Linked DNA regions of Homo sapiens: all the other regions are linked to region 2. The links are chromatin contacts, found by Hi-C or POLR2A ChIA-PET in ENCODE. All regions are on one chromosome and are shown on one strand. Each heading gives the region's core, a stretch centred on a gene start or an enhancer-like site at or near the end of the contact. The rest is flanking DNA. Distances are from core to core; before and after follow the strand shown. Region 1 holds the start of HTT (huntingtin). Region 2 holds the start of FAM193A (family with sequence similarity 193 member A). Region 3 holds the start of LETM1 (leucine zipper and EF-hand containing transmembrane protein 1). Region 4 holds the start of NELFA (negative elongation factor complex member A).

Region 1 (4,673 bases), core at 1,656-4,155, 540 kb after region 2:
AGGACACGGACATGCTCAGAGGGACGGCCACGTGAGGACACCAAGAAAGGCAGCTGTCTGCAAGTCAAGGACAGGGCTCAGGGGAAACCAACCTTGCCAACACCTTCATCTCGGACTTCTAGCCTCTAGGACCATGAGAAGATACATTTCTGTTGTTTAAGCTGCCCGGTCTGTGGTACTTTGTTATGGCAGCCCAAGTAAACAAATACAGTCATCTGCTGCTGGAACAAATCACCCCAGCACTGTGGCTTGGCAGCACACATGTCTAGTCATAGAGTTATATGTAGTTACGTGTAGAGCCATATGTATCGTCACACGTTCTGTGGGTCAGGAATTTGGACCCAGCTTAACCAGCTCCACTTCTCGCCAGGGTTCAGTCAAATACCAGCTGCCTCCCACCTGAGAGCTCAGCCGGGGAAGGGTCCCTTTCCAATCTCACGTGGTGTTGGCAGGATCCAGTTCCTCATGGCCTGCTGGACTGAGAACCTCAGTTCTCACTGCCTGTTGGCCAGAGGCCGCCTTTATGTCCTCGCCATGTGGGCCTCTCCAACATGGCAGCTGACTTCATCAGAGCATCCATGCCAAGAAGGCAACAGAGAGGGCCAGGGAGACTGAAGTCATACCCTTTTGCGACCTAGTCATGGGGTGACATTCCATCACCTTTGCCCATTGGTTAGAAGCAGGCCACCAGGTACAGCCCAAGCTCACGGGGAGGGGTCATACAAGGGTGTCAATACCAGGAGGTGAGGGGTGCTGGGGCCATCTTATGAGTCTGCCCACTGAGGTAACTAACAACCTTGAGGCCTGACACAGTGGACAAAGGCCCTTATTAACAGCAGAGAACTGGGAACTTTATTTATTTATTTATTTTTGAGACAGAGTCTCACTCTTGTCACCCAGGCTGGAGTGCAATGGCATGATCTTGGCTCACTGCAACCTCCACCTCCCAGGTTCAAGCAATTCTGCCTCAGCCTCCGGAATAGCTGGGACTACAGGCATGCACCACTACACCCGGCTAATTTTTGTATTTTTAGTAGAGACAGGGTTTCGCCATGTTGGCCAGGCTGGTCTCGAACTCCTGACCTCTGGTGATCTGCCTGCCTTGGCCTCCCAAAGTGCTGGGATTACAGGCGTGAGCCACCGCACCTCGCTGGAACTTAATTTTTTTAGAGACAGTGTCGCTCTATCACCCAAGCTGGAGTGCAGTGGTGCAATCCTAGCTCACTTGCAGCCTCAAATTCCTGGGTTCAGGTGATCCTCCCACATCAGCCTCCCAAGAACTGGGAACTAACAGCTGTTTCTCTGCTGTCCTTCTCAAGAAAAGGGAGGCTACTGCTACCCCACTGGGGACAATGCTGGGTTTCCCTTTAGGACAGGCTCTGAGACAAGGCGGAGGTGCTGTTTGTGGCCACAGAGCAGGGGACTCTGGGTTGCAGGTGTGGCCTGGCTAAAGTAGGCTTTACTGGGCTCCTCTCTGCCTGCATCACCCCCCGGCTGGGCGGTTGTCTCTGAGGCCAACCTTACTCCCTGCTGGGCAGGCTGGACAGCTGCCCTCTCCGTTTGCCCCTCTACCACCCAAAAGGCAGGAGGCTCTGGAGACCAGGACCCTGCCCGCCACGGCCTGTGTCCCAGGCGTGAGGGGGTGCCCCACAGACCTCTGCTGAGCTGCTGCTGAATGACGCCCCTTGGGGGTCCTGCCGGAAGGTCAGAGCAGGGGTGCACTCCCATAAAGAAACGCCCCCAGGTCGGGACTCATTCCTGTGGGCGGCATCTTGTGGCCATAGCTGCTTCTCGCTGCACTAATCACAGTGCCTCTGTGGGCAGCAGGCGCTGACCACCCAGGCCTGCCCCAGACCCTCTCCTCCCTTCCGGGGCGCTGCGCTGGGACCGATGGGGGGCGCCAGGCCTGTGGACACCGCCCTGCAGGGGCCTCTCCAGCTCACTGGGGGTGGGGTGGGGGTCACACTTGGGGTCCTCAGGTCGTGCCGACCACGCGCATTCTCTGCGCTCTGCGCAGGAGCTCGCCCACCCTCTCCCCGTGCAGAGAGCCCCGCAGCTGGCTCCCCGCAGGGCTGTCCGGGTGAGTATGGCTCTGGCCACGGGCCAGTGTGGCGGGAGGGCAAACCCCAAGGCCACCTCGGCTCAGAGTCCACGGCCGGCTGTCGCCCCGCTCCAGGCGTCGGCGGGGGATCCTTTCCGCATGGGCCTGCGCCCGCGCTCGGCGCCCCCTCCACGGCCCCGCCCCGTCCATGGCCCCGTCCTTCATGGGCGAGCCCCTCCATGGCCCTGCCCCTCCGCGCCCCACCCCTCCCTCGCCCCACCTCTCACCTTCCTGCCCCGCCCCCAGCCTCCCCACCCCTCACCGGCCAGTCCCCTCCCCTATCCCGCTCCGCCCCTCAGCCGCCCCGCCCCTCAGCCGGCCTGCCTAATGTCCCCGTCCCCAGCATCGCCCCGCCCCGCCCCCGTCTCGCCCCGCCCCTCAGGCGGCCTCCCTGCTGTGCCCCGCCCCGGCCTCGCCACGCCCCTACCTCACCACGCCCCCCGCATCGCCACGCCCCCCGCATCGCCACGCCTCCCTTACCATGCAGTCCCGCCCCGTCCCTTCCTCGTCCCGCCTCGCCGCGACACTTCACACACAGCTTCGCCTCACCCCATTACAGTCTCACCACGCCCCGTCCCCTCTCCGTTGAGCCCCGCGCCTTCGCCCGGGTGGGGCGCTGCGCTGTCAGCGGCCTTGCTGTGTGAGGCAGAACCTGCGGGGGCAGGGGCGGGCTGGTTCCCTGGCCAGCCATTGGCAGAGTCCGCAGGCTAGGGCTGTCAATCATGCTGGCCGGCGTGGCCCCGCCTCCGCCGGCGCGGCCCCGCCTCCGCCGGCGCAGCGTCTGGGACGCAAGGCGCCGTGGGGGCTGCCGGGACGGGTCCAAGATGGACGGCCGCTCAGGTTCTGCTTTTACCTGCGGCCCAGAGCCCCATTCATTGCCCCGGTGCTGAGCGGCGCCGCGAGTCGGCCCGAGGCCTCCGGGGACTGCCGTGCCGGGCGGGAGACCGCCATGGCGACCCTGGAAAAGCTGATGAAGGCCTTCGAGTCCCTCAAGTCCTTCCAGCAGCAGCAGCAGCAGCAGCAGCAGCAGCAGCAGCAGCAGCAGCAGCAGCAGCAGCAACAGCCGCCACCGCCGCCGCCGCCGCCGCCGCCTCCTCAGCTTCCTCAGCCGCCGCCGCAGGCACAGCCGCTGCTGCCTCAGCCGCAGCCGCCCCCGCCGCCGCCCCCGCCGCCACCCGGCCCGGCTGTGGCTGAGGAGCCGCTGCACCGACCGTGAGTTTGGGCCCGCTGCAGCTCCCTGTCCCGGCGGGTCCCAGGCTACGGCGGGGATGGCGGTAACCCTGCAGCCTGCGGGCCGGCGACACGAACCCCCGGCCCCGCAGAGACAGAGTGACCCAGCAACCCAGAGCCCATGAGGGACACCCGCCCCCTCCTGGGGCGAGGCCTTCCCCCACTTCAGCCCCGCTCCCTCACTTGGGTCTTCCCTTGTCCTCTCGCGAGGGGAGGCAGAGCCTTGTTGGGGCCTGTCCTGAATTCACCGAGGGGAGTCACGGCCTCAGCCCTCTCGCCCTTCGCAGGATGCGAAGAGTTGGGGCGAGAACTTGTTTCTTTTTATTTGCGAGAAACCAGGGCGGGGGTTCTTTTAACTGCGTTGTGAAGAGAACTTGGAGGAGCCGAGATTTGCTCAGTGCCACTTCCCTCTTCTAGTCTGAGAGGGAAGAGGGCTGGGGGCGCGGGACACTTCGAGAGGAGGCGGGGTTTGGAGCTGGAGAGATGTGGGGGCAGTGGATGACATAATGCTTTTAGGACGCCTCGGCGGGAGTGGCGGGGCAGGGGGGGGGCGGGGAGTGAGGGCGCGTCCAATGGGAGATTTCTTTTCCTAGTGGCACTTAAAACAGCCTGAGATTTGAGGCTCTTCCTACATTGTCAGGACATTTCATTTAGTTCATGATCACGGTGGTAGTAACACGATTTTAAGCACCACCTAAGAGATCTGCTCATCTAAGCCTAAGTTGGTCTGCAGGCGTTTGAATGAGTTGTGGTTGCCAAGTAAAGTGGTGAACTTACGTGGTGATTAATGAAATTATCTTAAATATTAGGAAGAGTTGATTGAAGTTTTTTGCCTATGTGTGTTGGGAATAAAACCAACACGTTGCTGATGGGGAGGTTAATTGCCGAGGGATGAATGAGGTGTACATTTTACCAGTATTCCAGTCAGGCTTGCCAGAATACGGGGGGTCCGCAGACTCCGTGGGCATCTCAGATGTGCCAGTGAAAGGGTTTCTGTTTGCTTCATTGCTGACAGCTTGTTACTTTTTGGAAGCTAGGGGTTTCTGTTGCTTGTTCTTGGGGAGAATTTTTGAAACAGGAAAAGAGAGACCATTAAAACATCTAGCGGAACCCCAGGACTTTCCCTGGAAGTCTGTGTGTCGAGTGTACAGTAGGAGTTAGGAAGTACTCTGGTGCAGTTCAGGCCTTTCTCTTACCTCTCAGTATTCTATTTCCGATCTGGATGTGTCCCAGATGGCATTTGGTAAGAATATCTCTGTTAAGACTGATTAATTTTTAGTAATATTTCTTGTTCTTTGTTTCTGTTATGATCCTTGTCTCGTCTTCAAAGTTTAATTAGAAA
Region 2 (4,582 bases), core at 1,064-3,563:
TTTTTGAGACGGAGTCTCGCTCTGTGGCCCAGGCTGGAGTGCAGTGGCTTGATCTGGGCTCACCGAAAGCTCCGCCTCCCAGGTTCACGCCATTCTCCTGCCTCAGCCTCCTGAGTAGCTGGGACTACAGGCATCCGCCACCAGGCCCGGCTAATTTTTTGTATTTTCAGTAGAGACGGGGTTTCACCGTGTTAGCCAGGATGGTCTCAATCTCCTGACCTCATGACCCGCCCCACCTCGGCCTCCCAAAGTGCTGGGATTACAGGCGAGAGCCACACTGTGCCCGGCCTCTTTTTTTTTTGACGGAGTTTTGCTCGTTGCCCAAGCTGGAGTGCAATGGCACTATTTCGGCTCACTGCAACCCTTGCCTCCCGGGTTCAAGCGATTCTCCTGCCTCAGCCTCCCGAGTAGCTGGGATTACAAGTGTGTGCCACCATGCCCAGCTAATTTTTGTATTTGTAGTAGAGACGGGGTTTCGCTTTGCTGGCCAGGCTGTCTTGAACTCCCGGCCTCAGGTGATCCGCCCACCTCGGCCTCCCAAACTGCTGGGATTACAGGCATGAGCCAAGGCACCCAGGCCTAATGGTCATTATTGTCATTCATTGATTCAGCAAATAGTAGAGTGCTGGGTGCTCAGCCTCTTGCTTTGCAGTAGCTTGGGTGTCAGAGGTGTGTGAGGCAGGCATTCTCAGGTTCTCTCCTGCCCAATAAAACCTTTTGTCTTTGGGGATACTGGTGACATCATGAATCCCAATCCTGTGCAATGTGCTATGACAAAGGAAAGGACAGGGGTTGAGGCAAGGGGCAGGGACAGCCTATGACACTGAAAAAGAGGCCAGAAACGCATTCCTACCCGCTCTCTCAAAATCCATGTTCAGTGGCAGGATCATCCAAGACCCTGATGGGGCGGGGGGCCTTTTTTCGTCTAGGATGGTATCTGAATGGCTTTAAGGGTAGCTTTCTTCTGATCACATGAGATTTCTGCTTGTGTCATGAAGAATGGGTCAGAGGATCAGGAGGCTGTGGCTGCAGCTGGGGCGGGTTGCGGGGACCCAGGACGAACAGTAGAGCTCGGTTAACGCTGCAAGGGGAGCCTGGCAGGCCGTACATCCCAATGCCAAGCCCGCCGCCTCTCGGCCTGACACCACCGGTGGAACCAAAAAGGGGAAATCATGTCCTTTGTGCCTCTGTGTCTGTGGTAAGCGGGGCCCTCCAGGGGGCGGAGCCGCCGGCAGGGTCCCCCCGTGGCCCGGGTCTCAGGGCAGAGCTCTGCCTGGGGCTCGCAGATGTCTGCAAGGCCGCGGAGGGAGGAGGGTCCAGACGCAAGCCCTTATTTCTGATCTGGACGTCTGCGAGGGTCTGACCCGGCTAGTCGTCCCCGAGGTGCGTGAGTGCGAGGGTGTGGGACACGGCCGGATCGTCCTAGGGCCCCGTGGATTAGCAAGGCACCGGGACCACTGGAGAGGGCTTAACGGGATAGCAGGGAGAGGGCGGGCTCGGGAAGAGCACCCTTTAGGCGAGGGGTTCTCGGGGAACCGACCGGCGTGTCCCAGCCCCAGGCCCGGTCCAAGATTCGCCGGCTCCGCCGCTGCCTCCGCACCCAGGCGGACCCCACCGCACCGCGCCCGGCTTTCCAGCGCTGCCCGAACCCCCGCCCAGCCCACGAGGCAGGGATTCTGTGGTCCTCACTGAGTCATCTGGACCAGAACTAGACTAGCCCAAGGTCACCGGGCGTTCCTGGCGAGGCCAGGGCCGCGCCGCGCCGCCCCTGGTGCATCCCGGGAGCCGCGCCGGTCTGCGGCACCTGGGCGGCGGACAGGGGCGCGGGCGAGGCGGGCGGGGCGGGCGGGCAGCGGACACCGGTCAGAGAGGCGGAACTCCCTGCCGCCAGCCGTGTAGTTTGCCTCGCGGGCGGCGGCGCGGCCTCCTGCCGGCCTAGCCCTACGCCCGACCACAACGCCCAGAAGGCCGCGCGGCGCGGGCGGGACCTGCGGCGACGAGCGAGGCGGTGACATCACCGCCGCATCCAGCTCCCTGGCCCCAGCTCCTCCCAGCGCCCGGGCCCTCGGCCTCGCAAGGCCTGACGGGAATCGTGGTCCACCCCCGGGTACCCCCAGCTGCTGCACGGGCAGCACGGACTTCAGTTCCCGGCGTGTCCTGCGCGCCGAGGCACGTTAACGGCAGGAGGGGGTGGGCAAGCAAAGGGAAAAGCAGAGCCGGGGGGCGGAGTAAGGCGGGGTGGGGGTGGGGGGTGGGGGCCCACACCCCTCCCCCTCCCCGCTGCTCCTTCCCCCTCCCCCGACGTAAACTGGGATCCCTTTCCCCTTGTGTCCGCCATATTGGACTCTAACTCTGGTCAGCCGCGGCGCCGGGACTGTGGACTCGCGGTTCCTCCCGCCCAGCGGCCTGCCCCGCAGCTCCCGCCCGCCCCAGCCCTCCCCGACCCGGACGCGACCCCGCGCAGCGCCCCCCGGCTGGCCGGAGCGCCCGCCGCCGCGGCCGCCTCAGCCTCCCCGCCTTCCCCGCCCTCCGCCGCCGCCCGCGGCCCCCGCGCCCGCTCTGCGCCCCTCTCCCCGCCCGCCATGAGCCCAGCCGACGCCAAGCGCGGGGCCAAGCGCCGGAAGAACAAGCGGGGCGGCGGCGGCGGCTCGGGCGGGGGTAACGGCGGCGCGAGCAGCGGCAAGGCCGGCCCGGCGGCGGCGCTGCGCGGTTCCCAGGCCGCGGGCCTGGCGGCCCCGGGCAGCGCGGCAGGCCTGGTGGGCGGCGCGGCGGCGGCCAACGGGCCTCTCGGCGCGGGCGCGAGCGCGGGCGGCGCCGCCCCCGGAGGCTACTTCGAGGTAAGCGGCGGCAGCGGGCAGGGGTCGATGGCGGTACGCGGTTGCCGTTCCCTCGCGCCTTGGCGGAGCTCGGCCTCCCGCTGTCGGCCCCGGGCCTGGGAGCGGGATGCTGCGGGCGGGCGGATAACGGGTCCTGCGGCGCTGCGCTTGCCGAGGTCCCGGGGCAGGGCGGCAGGTGGGCCGTGCTCGGCGTGACGCGGCCTCTGTCAGCCTCTTGAGAGGAGAACCTGAGCAGAGGCGGCGGGAGGGCTACACCGGGGCCGCCGCTCACGGCGACGGGCTGGTCCGCAGGCTGGAGCAGCCCCTCAACGGGCGGGGACGTCTCCGGGGTGCAGCTCCGCGCACGGCGCTTCGCCTTCCGCTGGACCCGGCGGGTGATACCCGCGAGGCCCGGGCTTCTGTCGTGGCGCCTCGCCCGCTGCGGCGGTTCCAGAGCGACTGCGATTCCGGGAGTGAGCAAAGCTGCCCTTTCGCTCCCAGGGCTTTGAAATGTTTCTCTGGCCACCTTCGTTATTCCGTGCGCGTGATGATTGAGAAGGGCCTCCCGGAAGTTTTCCTTTGGTCCTCCTATGTGGTTATTTGAAATCTACCTGACAGCCACCTGGAGCTGGCAGCCCTGGCCCCTCCTCCCCCGCTTTGTTAAGTTTTCAGGGGTATTTAGTGGTTTGGTTACTCAGGTATGTATTTAGGGTTCGAACTTAAGGAATTTGAAAGGTGATTTTTTTCAGTTTTGTTTATGAAGACAGCTAGCACACATTGCACCTACCAATTATGGATTCCTGCCACTTTTATTCAACCGTTGGTCACAACATTTCAGAGGGTACACTATTTATAAGTGGGTATGCAATTGGCGCAGTCATTTCCAGTTATCCCATTGTCTGCTGAAAGAGAATAGATTTTTTTTGAAAAGTTGCGTTCTTATAATGTTATTTAAACTCTTAAATTATGTAGTTTTAAAGATATTGCAATTAAAAAATGAAAGAAGCGTTGGGAGTATTTTTGTGCTAAATCATGACACAAATTGTTCTTTTTTTTTTTTTCTTTTGAGAACGGAGTCTCGCTCTGTCGCCCAGGCTGGAGTGCAATAATGGCGCGATCTTGGCTCACTGTAACCTCCGCCTCCCGGGTTCAAGCGATTCTCCTGCCTCAGCCTCTCGAGTAGCTGGGACTACAGGCATGCGCCACCATGCCCGGCTAATTTTTGTAGAGACAGGGTTTCACCATGTTGGCCAGGCTGGTCTCGAACTCGTGATCTCAGGTGATCCGCCCACCTTGGCGTCCCAAAGTGCTGGGATTACAGGTGTGAGCCACCGCGCCCGGCCGTTTTTATTATTATTATATTGTTACATTAGGGTCTTGGGCTGTAGTCCTGGACTTCAGTCTCCCGAGATTGCCCTCATCCAGTATCCTGGAGATCAAAACAGGCCGCAGTTCTTGGGATCAAGGATGAGTCTTGAGCGTTTGGATCTTTGGGGTTTTTAAGGGCAGTGTTTGCTGCTGTCGGGTAGGGGAGGGCGGGGGGGGTTTGCCTGTGCATATCCTTACACAAAATATTGATAATTTTTGGTGTAGCTGGATGTGGAATATATTCATTTCTATTGATTCAATAAAAACCAGTTGGTGGCACAATAAAATTCTTAGTTTTAGCCTTTCATACCATTTCAAGTTTTAATAATTTACATTTGCTTTGCAATACTTAGGTAAAATATAACTTTATTATTTTTATTTATTTTTTTTTGAGACAG
Region 3 (4,632 bases), core at 1,043-3,542, 680 kb before region 2:
ATCCCTACTGTTTCTACAGCAGACCTGCCAGTGTCCCTGTCACAAAGCACAGTAGTAACTACAGAAGACATTTGTGTTCCTGAAATGACAGAATCGCACATAAAAAGCTAATTATTATTATTATTTATCAAAAATCTGATAATAAGCACGAAGTGTTAAAAGTACTTTTATCACCATCAAGAGGTCCAGAGAGAGCTCTAACATCTAACACAGCAACTGGAAAGACCACATGCTGAGCTCCACCTTCAGACTGTGCAGTTCCACCACTCAACATCCTCTCACCACTCCAAAAGTTTCAGTGGCTAACCAGCCATTATTGTAAAAATTACAAGAATTGGCCAGGCGAGGTGGCTCACGCCTGTAATCCCAGCACTTTGGGAGGCTGAGGTGGGTGGATCACGAGGTCAGGAGTTCAAGACCGGCCTGACCAACATGGTGAAACCCCATCTCTACTAAAAATACAAAAATTAGCCAGGCATGAGGGTGTGCGCCTGTAATCCCAGCTACTCAGGAGGCTGAGGCAGGAGAATCGCTTGAACCTGGAAGGCAGAGGTTGCAGTGAGCCGAGATCATGCCACTGCACTCCAGCCTGGATGACAGAGCGAGACTCCATTTCAAAAAAAAAAAAAAAAAATTACAAGAATTGGGGGCCGGGCGCGGTGGCTCACGCCTGTAATCCCAGCACTTTGGGAGGCCGAGGTGGGTGGATCACCTGAGGTCAGGAGTTCGAGACCCGCCTGGCCAAGACGGAGAAAACAGTCTCTACTAAAAATACAAAAATTAGCCAGTCGTGATGGCGGGTGCCTATAATTCCAGCAACTCGGCAGGCTGAGGTAAGAGAATCACTTGAACCCAGGAGGTGGAGGTTGCAGTGAGCCAAGATCACACCACTGCACTCTAGCCTGAGCAACAGATTGAGACTCTGTCTTTAAAAACAAACAAACAAACAAACAAAAAAAAACAAGAATTGGGAGGATACATTCAGGGCAACTTCAATCTATCTCTTTGGGGGTGGGGAACAGAGACAAGAATATTGAAGCTGGGTGCCTGGGCATGGTGGCTCCTGTAATCCCAGCACTTTGGGAGGCCAAAGCAGGAGGATCAGTTGAGCCTTGGAGTTCAAGACCAGGCTGGGCAACATACCAAGACCCTGTCTCTACAAAAAAACTACAAAAAAAAAAATTAGCTGGGTGTTGTGTGGCACAACTAACAACTTGGGAGGCTGAGGCAGAAGGATAGCTTGAGCCCAGGAGTTTGAGGTGCAGTGAGTATGATCGCACCACTGCACTAATTATTTTACTTGAGTCCCTCTTAGCAAGTTTTATGTTTATTCCAATTTTACAAATAAGGACATAGACTCAAATAAGTTGGTTAATTAGAGAGAGAGAGGAGGTGGGCACACCCTGGGACAGCATTCACTCCAGACAGCACCTGAGGCTAGGGGGGCTAAAGCCACGCACCCTGAGGACCCTCAGCGGCTCCGGAGTCCCCGTGTTCCCCGGGTGCCGGTCGCGGCCTAATCACACCACAGGGGTTTGTAGGTGCTGGCATCACCTCATCAGTGACGGACCAGGAAGGCTCCTGCAGCCCAGCAGGTCCTGCTCGCCGGTGTCTGCCCTGCCCACCCAGTCTCGTCTCCGGGACCCCAAACGTGACCAAAGGGCACGGCCGTCCTCGTGCGTGGACACGTTCCACCAAGCTTACTCGCGCAGGGCGCGCCAGGGCTGCCCAGCCCTTCAGAATTTTCCCACTGTCTCTGAGGCAGTGACCCGGGGGACCCGGCCGCCTAAGGTCACAACACACGGCAGAGGCCCAGCGGCTCCGCCCGGCGCTGGCGGCCCAGCCCGCGACGAGACCCGGGGCCCCACGGTCCCGCAGGGGCTCCGGAGGCCGGGACCACCGGGCTCCCCGCATCGCCGTGACAACCAGCCCGAACCCGCGGGTCGTCCGCGCTCCCGACCCACCAGCCGGGAGCCGGCCCCGCCCTGGGGTGCCCGCCGCTTACCCCGCGGGACGGTGTACCGAGGCGGCGGCGGGAGGCGGGCGGGCGCCCGGCCGCGGCAGCTCCTCAGTAAGATGGACGCCATGTGCTCGGGCGCGGCGGCCGCTCCGGCCTCCTGCGCTGCCTCCTTCTCCGCGGCGGCCGCGGCTCTTCGCCGTCCCGGCGGCGCTTCAGACCCGGCCCGCGCGGACGGCTGACAGAGGCGGCTGGCCTCGGACGGGAGGCGCTCTCCTCAAGGACCCGGCACCAGCGGCGGCCTTGTCCCGGCACAGACGTCCGGAGGCGCGGGGCGGGGCGGCCAGGCCGCGGCTCCCATTGGGCCCCTCAGCGCCCGCCGCTGGCCAGGTGAGGGGCGGACCGCGCCACCGCGGACTACCGGTTCCGGCGTGCACCGGGACGGCCTGCACGCTGGGGTGCGGACTACCGATCCCGGCGTGCACCGGAGCGGCGGACTACCCTGAGGCGCGGACTACCGGTCCCGGCGTGCACCGGGGCGGCTGGCTCCTGGGGCTCGCTGCATCCTGGTTCCCGTCGTACCGTGGACGCCGGGGCTCGCAGCGTGGCGGCCGCAGGAGCTGAGGGAGTCGGCCGCGCTTGCGCGGGGAGTGTCTTTTCGTCTCCGGGCGGCGGCAGCAGCGCGTGTGTCCGGAACTTTTCTGGGACTAAGTCCTGCACCCACGAGTAGAAAACGGCTCCTGGGAGCTTGGGGCTCCAAGGGCAAGTCAGGGGACGCTGGGGATGGAGGGGCGCCCTCGACGCCCTCGGCCGCGGTCCCTCGCCGGCCCCCCTGCTCTGTGGCTCTGCCCTCGGCGGTCTGCACTCTGGCGCGCGCAGCTCTGAGTGCCTCTTCCCTGCGTACCGGGCGGCGCTCCCCAGATACGGCGCTGCTCGGCGTCGGGAGTCCCCGTCACCACTGGGGGGACGGGAGCGCAGGGTCCCGCCCCGAAGGACAGGGCCATGCCGGCCCCTGGAGGCGAGGGCACTAGGCCGGGTGGCGGCGCAGCCAGCATAGCGGCCCCCCATCCCGGCACACCGCGTCCTCCCGTCTGAGCGGGAGGGGTAGATATGGGTCCTGCGTTGGCGCGGGGGGACCCCTCGTTTCGCTCTGGCCTAAGCAGCCCCTGGGGTCCCGCGCGCCGCAAGAGCGCCAGACTTCCTAACCTGGGCCATACCCTGTCCGCTCCACTTCCCAGTCCAAGAAGGAACAGCCGAAGCCCAGGACGCCAAGGACCTGGCTCGAAGTCTCCAGAATTCCCGCCAGAGCTGGGCTGGGCTCGCGGACCGCTCATGCGCCGTCTCCCAGGAGCCTCCCCCCAGCCCAGTTTAATAGCCGGCCCTGACCAGTCCAGGGGAGAGAGACCGTGCAGCCTCCCAGCAGACCGTGACCTCTGAGCTCCACCTTCCCCTTCCTTCCCTAAGATGAGGATCCCTGAGTTGGGGCAGAGAAAGCAGGCAGGGAGAAAAATGGGGACCTGCGGCGCTGGGGGCCCAGCTGGTGGAGATCTCCAGCTAGGAGATCCCCAGCACAGCACTTGCCCTGCCCTCTGTCTTGTTCAGGGATGTAACCTGCCTCCTCCTGCTTCTCCGCGGCACCTCAGGGCACCGCCTGGGGAGGGTCTTGTAGTGCACACTCAGCATCTCTGTTCCCTGGAGCGCATGGGGTGTGAAACGCCTGATGCCAGCCAGCTCCCCAGTCTTGAGAGGCTGGTTGAATGGCACATCTCCCTAGGAGGCTCCCTCCCCAGGGTCCCCTCTGCCCCTGCTGTCCATGCAGTCGGTCCTCACCCGTCAGGAAAACGTAGCCTGCTTGCCTGGGTGGTTTTCCCCATCAGGAACTGCCAGGTACTGGGCCTGGATGGGCTTGAATTCCCCATCTCAGTGGGAGAAGGGGGCATTGTTTAGTGCAGGGCACTTTGAAGCCGTCTGTAAGTCCCTGTGTCCACACCGGTCAGTGGGCACTGCAGACATCAAATGCAGACAGAGTTTAAGCACAACTAGGCCTGAACCTAGGCCTGTGCTGCCAACAGACATGAAGGGGCCCCTTTTCCACCCATCCCCCAGGAGGCAAGAGGGGGATACAGAAGGATAGTCCTTGCCTCCCCACCCAGGGTTGGACCTGAGCTGGAGTGGACAGTTGGTCAGGGTCAGAAAGAACTGGACTTTTTATGGCCCAGCTGTAGGACTTTTTATGGCTCAGCTGTAGGACTTTTTATGGCCCAGCTGTAGGACTGTATGTCCTAGTCCTGGTCTGGACATTGGTTCTGAGCACCAGATGACCCTGCCCGATGCTGGCTAGGGAGGGTGACCCCGGAGAGGGTGCAAGAAACAGTGCTCCTCTCGTTAATGCTGTGGGGTCCCAGGTGTCCCGGCAAGGCCAGGCAGGAGGTGGTGACTGCCCCATCTGTGCTAGTGCCTGTTTACAGGACTTTGAATGACACTGAAAGAGGAGGGAAGCCCTCCCCGCAGTCTCCACCCTGCCCAAAGTGCTGGGTGTGAGGAAATGTGGAACATACCCTCGCCTGCAGTTGGGATGACCCACCATCCCTGGACCAGAACAAGGAAAGCCTGGCAGCGGAGAGCCAACAGCAGGACTGACACAGGCAGGTGCTGTCTGCGATGCTCGTGCAGCC
Region 4 (4,226 bases), core at 1,167-3,666, 530 kb before region 2:
TAGGAGTTCAAGACCAGCCTGGGCAATACAGTAAGACCCCCATCTCCATACACATGCACAAAAATTAGCCAGGCGTGGTGGCAGCGCATCAGTCCCAGCTACTACAGAGGTTTAGGAGGGAGGACTGCTTAAGCCCAGGAGTTCAAGGTTAAAGTGAGCTATGATTATACCACTAGACTCTAGCCTGGGTGACAGAGTGAGACGCTGTCTCAAAAAAAAAAAAAAAAAAAAAAAAAAGGATTCCAGGAAGCTAAGTCAAAGTCAAAGGACAACTGGGAGATATTTGTAACTGAAAAAGGACTGATATCTAGCATTTATAATAAATAATAAAAAAGACACTCTTACAAAACAATGGGAAAAAAGAGAATTTAAAAGCAGATTTGAATATACAATTCTCAAAGCAGAAAACCAAACAGCAGGCCGAGTGCCATGGCTCACACCTGTAATCCCAGCCCTTCAGGAGGCTGAGGCAAGCAGATTGCTTGAGGTCAGGAGTTCAAGACCAGCCTGGGCAGCATGGTGAAACCCTGTAGTCCCAGCTACTCAGGAGGCTGAGATGGGAAGATCTGAGGTGAGGAGGTCAAGGCTGCAGTGAGTCACGATGGTGCCACTGCACTCCAGCCTGGTTGACAGCGCCAGACCCTGTCTCAAACAAAACACAAACACAAAAACAAAACACTCTGAAAAATAATTTGGCATGATCCTATGATCCTCACAATTCCACTCCTAGATGTTATACCCTAGAGAAATCCAAGATTCCAAACACCTGAACATATGACCGTAATGTAGTAACGGGATGATTTACAAGAGCACAAAAGCTAAGCGTGTCACTGTGGCAGAATGGATAAAGTGCCTCGTGCTCACAGACAGGAATACCACGCAGCAGTGAAAATTAAACTGCAGTCAGCTGCAACGTGGATGAAACTGTCACGGCGTCGACCAAAAAGACACATGCACGCCACACACAAAATACACTATGATACCATCACACTAACTCCAAATCCGGCAACCAAGCTGTGCCATTTAGGGGTGCATAAATAATTGCTCACACCGGGGAGATGGCACAGAAATGATTACCTTTCCAAAATGAGGAAGGGGAAAGGAAGAAGGCCGTGATTACCAGTGGGAGGCTTCCAAGGAACAGGCATGGTTCTACTTCTCCACCTGTGTAAGGATCACAGGAGTGGCTCGCGATGCTATTATTATTCGTTAAACTGAACAAAAATGCACTTTTCCATACATGTCATATCTCAATCAAAAGCAATTACAACCTATAATAGCTAATAATACATCAGTAGCCAGGAACGTTTAAACAACCATGGGGCTTCAATAGTCTGCAAAACTACTCGGTTTATTTCGCACGGAAAGCGATACAATATAAAGTTTAGGAAAAAAGAAAACAAACCTCACACACCCACTTATTGGAATGACGCAAAACGGCGTGTAGAAAAGAGTAAAACGGACACAGAGCGCTCCGGACGGCCGGGGTCTTTGCGAGGTGAGAACAAGAAAATCCAGTCAGCGGACACTGGAGCTACCGAGCCCAGGCCGCCCCTTCCTCACGCGGGGGTTTCTCTCGGGATCCCCGCCCTCGCCCAGGTCACCAGGGCTGCGTCCCCGACGGGAAACCCCGATGGGAGACCCCGCTGGGGCCGGCGCACCCCCGCTCCAAGAGTCGGTCGCTTCGGCACGGTGGGGGATTAGGGTGGTGAGGACCGAAGGCGGGGGAGGCGGGGGCGGGTGGGGATGAGTACCCGGGGGCCCAGGGAGGGGAGTGAGGACCTGGGGGTCGTAGCGAGAACCCGGGGCCCGGCGGGGAGGAGATTGAGGATCCCAGGGGAGGTGAAAACTTGGGTAGGGGTGAGGACGAAAAGTAGGGAGGTGAGGACCCTAGTGGGGGATTCCCAGGGGGCGAGGAGGGGCGGGGGGTCCTGAAGACCCACGGTGGGGATGAGAACCGAGGTGGGAGATGAGGATCGAGGCGGGGGATGAGGACCCAGGGGGAGGTGAGGACTGGAGGGAGGTATTCGGAGGAGCGAGGAGGGGGCGTGAGGGCGGGCCGGGGGGGTTAACAGTCTGAAGGGGGATGGGAAGGTTGGGGGAGGGAGCGAGGAGGGTCCGGAGTTGGGTGTGCGGGTCGGAGGTGGGAAGGTTGGGAATCTGGGGGCCGCGGGGCGCCACGCCTGCCTTACCTCGTCCACCGTGCGGCGCGGGAGGTGCAGCGTCCCGAGTAGCAACTTGAGCTTCACTGCCGACGAGAGGCCATGGAAGCAGAGACGGATGTTGTCGATGACCGCGGCCGTGAGCAGGGACGCGATGCTGGGCGGCGCCCACAGCTCGTCCGTGGCCCCCAGCTTGTTGTGCAGCCACAGGCCCGTGTCGCTCTCCCGCATGGACGCCATCTTGGGGGAAAGCGCGCGCCGCTGCCCCGGCATCTTATGAAGACACCTACGCGTCCCTCGCTAGGACCCCAACATGGCGGCGCCCGTCGGGCTGCGGGCCGCAGAGGCGGCGCAGGTGGCGCGGTCCCACGAGCGGGGCTTCCCGGGAGAGCGCTTCTGGGTGGCGACCGCGTCTCCGGGTAGCGGCCGCGTCTTCGGGAAGCTTTGTGGCAAAGCCGAGAGCCGGAAGGACGGGGTGCCGCTGAGCAAGGACTATCGGCTTCCGTAAAACATCATGGCGGCGCCCTCTGCTGGCTCTCGGGAAGACCGCAAAAAATGACGTCACGAGCAGGCGCGCGTATTCGCGTCTTGGGAGCCCGGGCTGCGGCCTGGCATTCGCAGTGCAGGTGTCAAGCGCCGCAGACTTGCTGCTCGCGCGGTGGGGCGGAGGCTCCCTGTGGCACCTGCCCCGCTGTCCGCTCTTCGCTTTTTCCCCGCTTGGGTCTCGGCGCGGACCGTGTGGACGCCCCGCCCCCGCGGGCCCAGCACCTGCACGGAGAGGAGCCGCGGCCCTGCGGAGCGAGCCTGCGGGATCCCGGTCGCAGCGCTGAGCTTCCGTCCCCCGCTGAGCCCGCTCTGCCCGTGGCGCGCCGCCGACGGGGCTGCGCTGAGCATGCGGGTCGGAGGGCGCTCGGGAGCTGTCCAGGGGCACTCGTGACCCCACAGTGCAGGGAGGCCCCGGCCCCCAGTCGGGCTGGAGCCGCCAGGCAGGAGCCAGTAGTGAACTTTTCAGTTTTAAAAGCTTGTCATTAGATACAAACATGAGTAAAAGTTAAACTTCATTTTATTAAATTCGTTTTACCCTTTTGTCTTTTTGACGAGGCCTTCCTATGTTGGCCAGGCTGGTCTCAAACTCCTGGGCTCAAGCGATCCGCCCGCCCGCCTCTGCCTCCCAGAGTGCTGGGGTTACAGGTCGGGGCCGCCTTGCTTGGCTTCTGTATTATATCTTTTTTTTAAAAGATCTTTTCCTTATTGTTCCACTGCCATGCTCCTGCCGCCGTTCACAGCTATTGCCACTGGGCGGTGGGAACGCCGGGAGAACAGGGCTCAGCCCAGCTGCTAGCAGTGCCCTGGCCCTGGCGGCTTGAACTTGGCAGTCCTGCGGAAGTCACACGGGGGAAACCCGCAAATGCTACAAATCAGTGCTGGAGCGGTGGTTTTGTTGATTGCTTAAACTGAAGAAAGTGATAGAGAAAATGTTGATGATAAAGATTAAACTTAAAACTGTCATGTCGACAACCGTTACATTGCAAATAGCACATAAAATTTAAGAGAATATTTTTTAAATGATTCAAAAGTGTCGAATTCAGCAAAGACAAGTTATTGACTAATGGGTGAAGTTGTGACATCAGTGGGGCTAGTGCTGAAAGAAGTTTAATGATTAGGCCGGTCACGGTGGCTCACGCCTGTAATCCCAGCACTTTGGGAGGCCAAGGCGGGCGGATCACCTGAGGTCGGGAGTTCGAGACCAGCCTGGCCAGCATGGAGAAACCTCGTCTCTACTAAAAATACAAAACTAGCCGGGCTTGGTGGCGCATGGCTTGCCTGTAAGCCCAGCTACTCGGGAGGCTGAGGCAGGAGAATGGCTTGAACCCGGGAGGCGGAGTCTGCGGTGAGCCGAGATTTTGCCATTGCACTCCAGCCTGGGCCACAAGAGCAAAACTCCCTCTCAAAAAAAAAAAAAAAAGTTTAATAATTATAATCTGAGGGTAAGAAATAGTTTAACAGTGGACGACATATCAAATTTAGTATGAGAAGAGTGAAAGTTACTTCAAGTTGTGAAAT

What was found. A loop is a pair of places that touch in the nucleus more often than their neighbours do. ChIA-PET counts read pairs that join two places held with the same protein, here RNA polymerase II (POLR2A). Pooled maps may share reads with other maps.
Region 1: a map of ascending aorta shows a loop between it and region 2 (26-fold over the local background). The contact joins the promoter of HTT here to the promoter of FAM193A in region 2. A Hi-C loop is called at or near these places in 5 of 168 maps with a recorded cell type or tissue (CD4-positive, alpha-beta T cell, CD4-positive, alpha-beta memory T cell, Right ventricle myocardium inferior and 2 more), 6 of 37 single-sample maps with no recorded cell type and 23 of 50 pooled maps.
Region 3: a loop to region 2 is called in a map of CD8-positive, alpha-beta T cell, with 17 times the contacts of the local background. The contact joins the promoter of LETM1 here to the promoter of FAM193A in region 2. A Hi-C loop is called at or near these places in 3 of 168 maps with a recorded cell type or tissue (CD8-positive, alpha-beta T cell, ascending aorta and naive thymus-derived CD4-positive, alpha-beta T cell), 2 of 37 single-sample maps with no recorded cell type and 14 of 50 pooled maps. POLR2A ChIA-PET finds 5 or more read pairs at or near these places in 3 of 52 experiments (Caco-2, activated CD4-positive, alpha-beta T cell and activated T-cell).
Region 4: a loop to region 2 is called in a map of CD8-positive, alpha-beta T cell, with 14 times the contacts of the local background. The contact joins the promoter of NELFA here to the promoter of FAM193A in region 2. A Hi-C loop is called at or near these places in 4 of 168 maps with a recorded cell type or tissue (B cell, CD8-positive, alpha-beta T cell, ascending aorta and 1 more), 4 of 37 single-sample maps with no recorded cell type and 18 of 50 pooled maps. POLR2A ChIA-PET finds 5 or more read pairs at or near these places in 1 of 52 experiments (PC-3).

What each region holds. Positions count from the first base shown.
Region 1 is chr4:3,071,776-3,076,448 of GRCh38, forward strand. It overlaps HTT (huntingtin), which reads left to right and starts at 2,906. Exons shown (of 67, transcript NM_001388492.1): 1 at 2,906-3,313. The coding sequence starts at 3,051. It also overlaps HTT-AS. RefSeq lists silencers at 1,962-2,581, 2,732-3,171, 3,282-3,351 and enhancers at 3,512-3,741, 3,752-3,801.
Region 2 is chr4:2,534,334-2,538,915 of GRCh38, forward strand. FAM193A (family with sequence similarity 193 member A) reads left to right here and starts at 2,314. Exons shown (of 21, transcript NM_001366318.2): 1 at 2,314-2,837. The coding sequence starts at 2,583. RefSeq lists silencers at 1,198-1,357, 1,578-2,227, 2,238-2,287, 2,548-2,647, 2,728-3,017 and 3 more.
Region 3 is chr4:1,853,864-1,858,495 of GRCh38, forward strand. It overlaps LETM1 (leucine zipper and EF-hand containing transmembrane protein 1), which reads right to left and starts at 2,293. Exons shown (of 14, transcript NM_012318.3): 1 at 2,006-2,293. The coding sequence starts at 2,087. RefSeq lists silencers at 759-935, 1,730-1,919, 1,930-2,489, 2,890-3,109 and enhancers at 1,501-2,002, 2,640-2,709, 3,379-4,174.
Region 4 is chr4:2,006,558-2,010,783 of GRCh38, forward strand. It overlaps NELFA (negative elongation factor complex member A), which reads right to left and starts at 2,417. Exons shown (of 11, transcript NM_005663.5): 1 at 2,193-2,417. The coding sequence starts at 2,402. It overlaps LOC124900839, which reads right to left. Exons shown (of 4, transcript XM_047416543.1): 4 at 2,449-3,616. The coding sequence starts at 3,204. The coding sequence ends at 2,449. RefSeq lists enhancers at 2,100-2,600, 2,208-2,727 and a silencer at 2,788-3,167.